Regions from separate parts of the Homo sapiens genome. Here region 1 is linked to region 2. Evidence: chromatin contacts called from ENCODE Hi-C or POLR2A ChIA-PET data. All regions are on one chromosome and are shown on one strand. Each heading gives the region's core, a stretch centred on a gene start or an enhancer-like site at or near the end of the contact. The rest is flanking DNA. Distances are from core to core; before and after follow the strand shown.

The links. A loop is a pair of places that touch in the nucleus more often than their neighbours do. ChIA-PET counts read pairs that join two places held with the same protein, here RNA polymerase II (POLR2A). Pooled maps may share reads with other maps.
Region 1: a pooled map shows a loop between it and region 2 (2.1-fold over the local background). The contact joins two enhancer-like sites. A Hi-C loop is called at or near these places in 1 of 168 maps with a recorded cell type or tissue (B cell) and 1 of 50 pooled maps. POLR2A ChIA-PET finds 5 or more read pairs at or near these places in 4 of 52 experiments (Caco-2, MCF 10A, activated B cell and 1 more).

The regions. Positions count from the first base shown.
Region 1 is chr12:110,551,244-110,553,943 of GRCh38, reverse strand. It overlaps PPTC7 (protein phosphatase targeting COQ7), which reads left to right. Exons shown (of 6, transcript NM_139283.2): 2 at 1,976-2,155. Among named protein-coding and RNA genes, the nearest start is that of PPTC7, 31 kb to the left of the region's middle. Within about 2 kb of position 1,358, at least 2 of the 41 ENCODE cell types and tissues checked have a DNase peak (open chromatin) inside an H3K27ac peak, as active enhancers do.
Region 2 is chr12:110,646,391-110,649,090 of GRCh38, reverse strand. TCTN1 (tectonic family member 1) reads right to left here. Exons shown (of 15, transcript NM_001082538.3): 13 at 1,755-1,895; 14 at 1,198-1,342; 15 at 1-48. The coding sequence ends at 1,199. HVCN1 (hydrogen voltage gated channel 1) reads left to right here. Exons shown (of 8, transcript NM_032369.4): 8 at 1-405. Among named protein-coding and RNA genes, the nearest start is that of TCTN1, 34 kb to the right of the region's middle. RefSeq lists an enhancer at 1,028-1,087. Within about 2 kb of position 1,275, at least 4 of the 41 ENCODE cell types and tissues checked have a DNase peak (open chromatin) inside an H3K27ac peak, as active enhancers do.

The DNA of each region.
Region 1 (2,700 bases), core at 109-2,608, 95 kb after region 2:
GTTGCCATGAGCTGAGATCACGCCACTGTACTCCAGCAGCCTGGGCGACAGAGCGAGACTCTGTCTCAAAAAAAATAGGTAAATAAAGAAAGGTGAGCTCAGTCTTGATAATGCATTCTCTTTGGTGCATTATATCTAAAATATTCTTTTTCTGTTTCATTTTTTGAGACCAGGTCTTGCTGATCCACCCACGCTGGAGTGCAGTGGCGTAATCATGGCTCACGGTAGCCCCAACCACTGGGGCTCAAGCAGTCCTCCCGCCTCAGCCTCCTGAGTAGCTGGGACTACAGGTGCACACCACTATGCCTGGCTAATTTTTTTATTTTTAGTAGAGTCAGGGACTCACTGTGTTGTCCAAGCAGGTCTTGAACTCCTGAGCCCAAGTGATTCTCCCACCTTGGCCTCCCAACGTGCTGGGATTATTGGCATGAGCCACCATGCCTGGCCCAAAATACAATTTCAGTATGTAAGTAATGAATATAAAAATTAGAGATTTTGGGGGCCGGGCGCAGTGGCTCATGCCTGTAATCCCAGAACTTTGGGAGGCCGAGGCTGGCAGATCATGAGGTCAGGAGATGAGACCATCCTGGCTAACACGGTGAACCCCTTCTCTACTAAAAATACAAAAAAGCCAGGCGTGATGGCACGCACCTGTAGTCTCAGCTACTCGGGAGGCTGAGGCAGGAGAATCCCTTGAACCCAGGAGGCGGAGAGGTTGCGGTGAGCCGAGATCACGCCACTGCTCCAGCCTGGTGACAGAGCGATGGAGTTTCACTCTTGTTGCCCAGGGTGGGATGCAATGGCGCGATCTCGGCTCACCGCAACCTCCACTTCCCAGGTTCAAGCAATTCTCCAGCCTCAGCCTCCTGAGTAGCTGGGATTTCAGTTGCCTGCCACCACACCCATCTAATTTTTTGTATTTTTAGTAGAAACGGGGTTTCACCATGTTGGTCAGGCTGGTCTCGATCTCCTGACCTCAGGTGATCTACCTGCCTCAGCCTCCCAAAGAGATTTTACTTTTTTTCATACTAAGTTTTCAAAATCCACTGTGTGTGGTTTTGTTTGTTTGTTTGTTTTTTTGAGACGGAGTCTCGCCCCATTGCCCAGGCTGGAGTGAAGTGGCACGATCTTGGCTCACTGCAAGCTCTGCCTCGCGGGTTCACACCAATCTCCTCCCTCAGCCTCCCAAGTAGCTGGGACTACAGGCGCCTGCCACCACGCCTGGCTAATTTTTTGTATTTTTAGTAGAGACGGGGTTTCACTGAGTTAGCCAGGACAGTCTCGATCTCCTGACCTCGTGATCCGCCCGCCTCGGCCTCCCAGAGTGCTGGGATTACAGGCGTGAGCCACCGCGCCCGGCCCACTGTATGTTTTATACTTAGAGCATGTCTCAAGTTGGGCTTCCCTCATTTCGGGTGCTCAGTAACCATGTAAGGAATGGCTGTTGTATTGTACAGTACCGCCCTCTACAGGGTAGAAGGAGAGGGGATGGGATATGTTCTCAGTTTTGTTCTTTATTTCCCAGCGATTGACCAATGTTTGGAGTTAAAAGGTTGCCGCTTTTGATGTTCTTTGTGATCTCCAGCTCTGACTGAATTGTATCGTCACTAGCATCAGCACTTTGCTTAAAAATCAATTTTCATTCTTATAAAAGACAAAGTATTAATGACACAAATATGTCTATACACAGATGCTAATCCTGCTGAAATTGAACTCTTGGCTGGTAGGCAATGCCACCCTGTGGTAGCTCAAAAGTTTATTCATCAATATATGAAAGGCCAAATTCTAAGTAGTGAATGTGGCTTAGGAGTGTTAGTGTAGAATACATTAAACGTGAGTGCTTTTTATTCTGAATTTTGGAGTGAATGTATGTAGTAGCATGTAGTGAAATTAACTGTTAGGAGAAAACAGAGGTAAGAATTCCTGAGAAGTTGGTAAGATTGTTCTTTTACTGTAATTTTTGTTTTTTCTTCAGGGGTTGCAGATGGTGTAGGAGGCTGGAGAGACTATGGAGTTGATCCATCTCAATTCTCAGGGACTTTAATGCGGACGTGTGAACGTTTAGTAAAAGAAGGACGGTTCGTACCTAGTAATCCCATTGGAATTCTCACCACAAGCTACTGTGAGTTGCTGCAAAATAAAGTCCCTTTGCTCGGTAAGTGGGTATCTTATGTGTTTTCCTCTAAAGAAGCCCCCTAGATAGTTAAAAACAAAACCAAGAAAATCATTTATCGGACCAGCTTTTTTCTGAGGCTCTTCCTACTAAGCAGAGTGTGATAGAGAAACTATAGGCTAACCGCTGGGCGCAGTGGCTCACGCCTGTAATCCCAGCACTTTGGGAGGCTGAGGTGGGCAGATCACCTGAGGTCGGGAATTCGAGACCAGCCTGACCAACATAGAGAAACCCCATCTCTACTAAAAATACAAAAATTAGCCAGGCATGGTGGCGCATGCCTGTAATCCCAGCTACTTGGGAGGCTGAGGCAGGAGAATCACTTGAACCCCGGGAGGTGGATGTTGCGGTGTGCCGAGATGGCGCCATTGCACCCCAGCCTGGGCCACAAGAGTGAAACTCCATCTCCAAAAAATAAAAGAGAAACTATAGGCTAACCAGAATACGTAGTACTGCTTGGAGGGAATGTGGATAGGTACAGCCACTTCGGAAAACAATTTGGTATTAAATATGAACATATAGTATGC
Region 2 (2,700 bases), core at 26-2,525:
GTTTTCAAATTTCACGTGTATATTAAGGAACTGATGCATCTGAGCATTCTGAAAGAAAGAAAAAGAAGCTACTTTAGCTGCCACCCCATTCTAGAAAAGTCTCTTATTTTCAAGCTGTTCTAAATAGCTTCGTCTCAGTTTCCCCAAAAGGGGTACCCAGGCCCCTCCTCTGTGTGCCCCAGCTGCATCAGCCAGCTTCTAGGTGGCTCCATTGTTTTCTGCCACCTGACAACATTTTTCCTCAATTACTGTACAACTACTGTATAAAATAAAACAACTACTGTATAAAATAAACTCTCTCTTTTCCCTGGACCCTCCTACTGTATTCTTTCCTCTGTGGCACCCATACCAGCCTGCCAGTCGGAGAGCAAGCTAGCTACAGTGCCTGGTGCAGAAATGGCAATTAGACCCAAGACTCCACTATAATTAACAAGGTATTTGGGGGAAGATCCCCTTGTAAGGGCTGTGTGCTCTTCTCGCATGATTTTATCTAATATTTTGCTATTTTTTTGTACTCATTTCAACCGGACCCAAAAAGGAAAAAACCTGAACTGAGTATTTTTAAAATAAATAACTCAAAGCAGGGGATGAATGAACTGGCCAAATCCCCCTTGCCTCTGCTGCTTCAAGTCCTGTTCATGTTCTTTACCATCTCCCCAAAGACTTTTTGGGTTCTATCATCTATGACCTATGTGTTAAGCATATTCCCCATTCAAAAGTCAGATAGAATAACATTTCCAAAAGGAAAAAAGGCAGGAAGGGAGTGGAGAAGGGCAGTGTGCTGGTTTGGAGGCAACCTCAAAGGTTAGAAGTATAATAAGGCTAGGCATGGTGGCTCACACCTGTAATCCCAGCACTTTCAGAGGCCGAGGCAGGAGGAGCACCTGAGCCCAGGAGTTTGAGACCAGCCTGGTCAACACAGCAAGACCCCATCTCTACAAACTATATTAAAATTAGCCAGGTGTTGTGGTGTGCACCTGTAGTCCCAGCTATTAGGAGGCTGAGGTGGGTGGATTGCTTGAGCCCAGGAGGTCAAGGCTGCAGTGAGCCATGATCACACCACTGCACTCCAGCCTGGGCAACAAAGCGAGACCCTCAAAAAGTATAAAATGCAGTATCCCCTAGGGACTTCTAGCCCCACGTGCACACTTTCCAAAGGGGATGACCTCAGAGGAGGGGCGTAGTTTCCTCACTTACGTCAAACAAACGGGAAGAAGAAGTTAAAGGGCAGCCTGGCATTGATGGCTGGTGGAGCTCTGAAGCCTGCCTCTGCAGGTGCAGACACATCCACAAAAGTAACCGCAGTGGAAATAAGAATCGTCCTTTCATTTCCTGAGTTGGCCTGTAATAAACAGAGAGATGCAAGGCCCACCCTCCAGTGTGCTCCCAGAATGACAACAATGAGACACTTTTCATTCTCTTCCTCACCCAACTACTGTCAGTTCATGAATCTGATAGGTCCTGGAGCACTAATTGGCCATTAACTTGGATGAGAGAAACAATTTTACCAGGGTGTCTGATTAACACGTGAATATCATAATTTTCATGAGAATTTTAAAGATCCAATCTGAACCAGAATGCTAATGTAAGTAGAACCATCGTCAGTGTTTCTAAGAATGACTGCTGAAATATTTTATGAACCCCCATGGTTTAAATTATAATCTTTTTCACAAAGTAATACCTGTCACCTACCACACTTGAGTTGTGTCTAGACTTCTGTCTTAACCTATGCCTTTAAACTAGGTTAGGCCTACCTCAGGAAAGGAGGATGAAATTAGATTTGCAGTTACATTGACTATTTTGGCCTGTGGATTCAGCAGGGATCCGTATTTAGTCCACTTCACTTCTATAACCAAAGCCCCTGGGAGCTGGCAGGAATCCTGCAAAACAAAATGCTGTTAATCCATTAGAATCTTACAAAACTGCAAGTCAGACTTAATCTGCAGTTCAGAGTTTTAATTATAAAAGGTTTCACATATTACAAAATGTTCTGAACAAGAAAATGAATAGACTCTACAAGTTCAGATAAAAACAGCTTAGAGAATATACGTGTTTTAAAGTAACTCAATGCCCCAAAAATATTTTTAACAGCTGAAGCGTAATTTTTCCATCTCCTCCTATTTCTAAAAATGCCGACATCACCTGAAACTGCGGTAGTGCCAATACCCAACTGTGGACCATTTAGGGCCATAACTGCTCTAACTTCATCTACCTGTTTATAGCGGCCTCACAGACTTCAGGAAAGAAACTGGTGGGAGGGATGGAGGGGGAGAAATAATTATTAGCAGACAAAACCTGATTGCATGTCATGTTAAAATGCTCTAAGGGGAAATTTAAGTGCTTTCTTTTCATTTACCTAATTTCATCAATTGGCAATTAAGATGTGACATCTAGGTAATCCAGGCAGTGTCCGTATGTTGTCAAAGACATCAACTCTTCAACTGCATCAGGAACACTGCTGGTGCCACGAAGGAGCTGAGCTGCCCCTTTGGTTGGCTGCTTTGGCAGCCAGCTCTAAGGCCTCTGACCCAAGGGAAAAAGGGGCCGTGGGCTTTCCAGGGCTTTTTCCTGCCTTGGCAGTCTCTCCGGTTGGCAAATGTGGTAACTGTTGAAGCTGCAGGCTGGGTACGTGGGGACTCCATGGTACTATTCTACTTTTGTGTGTGTCTGACATTTTTTCATTAAAAAAAAAAAGCTTTA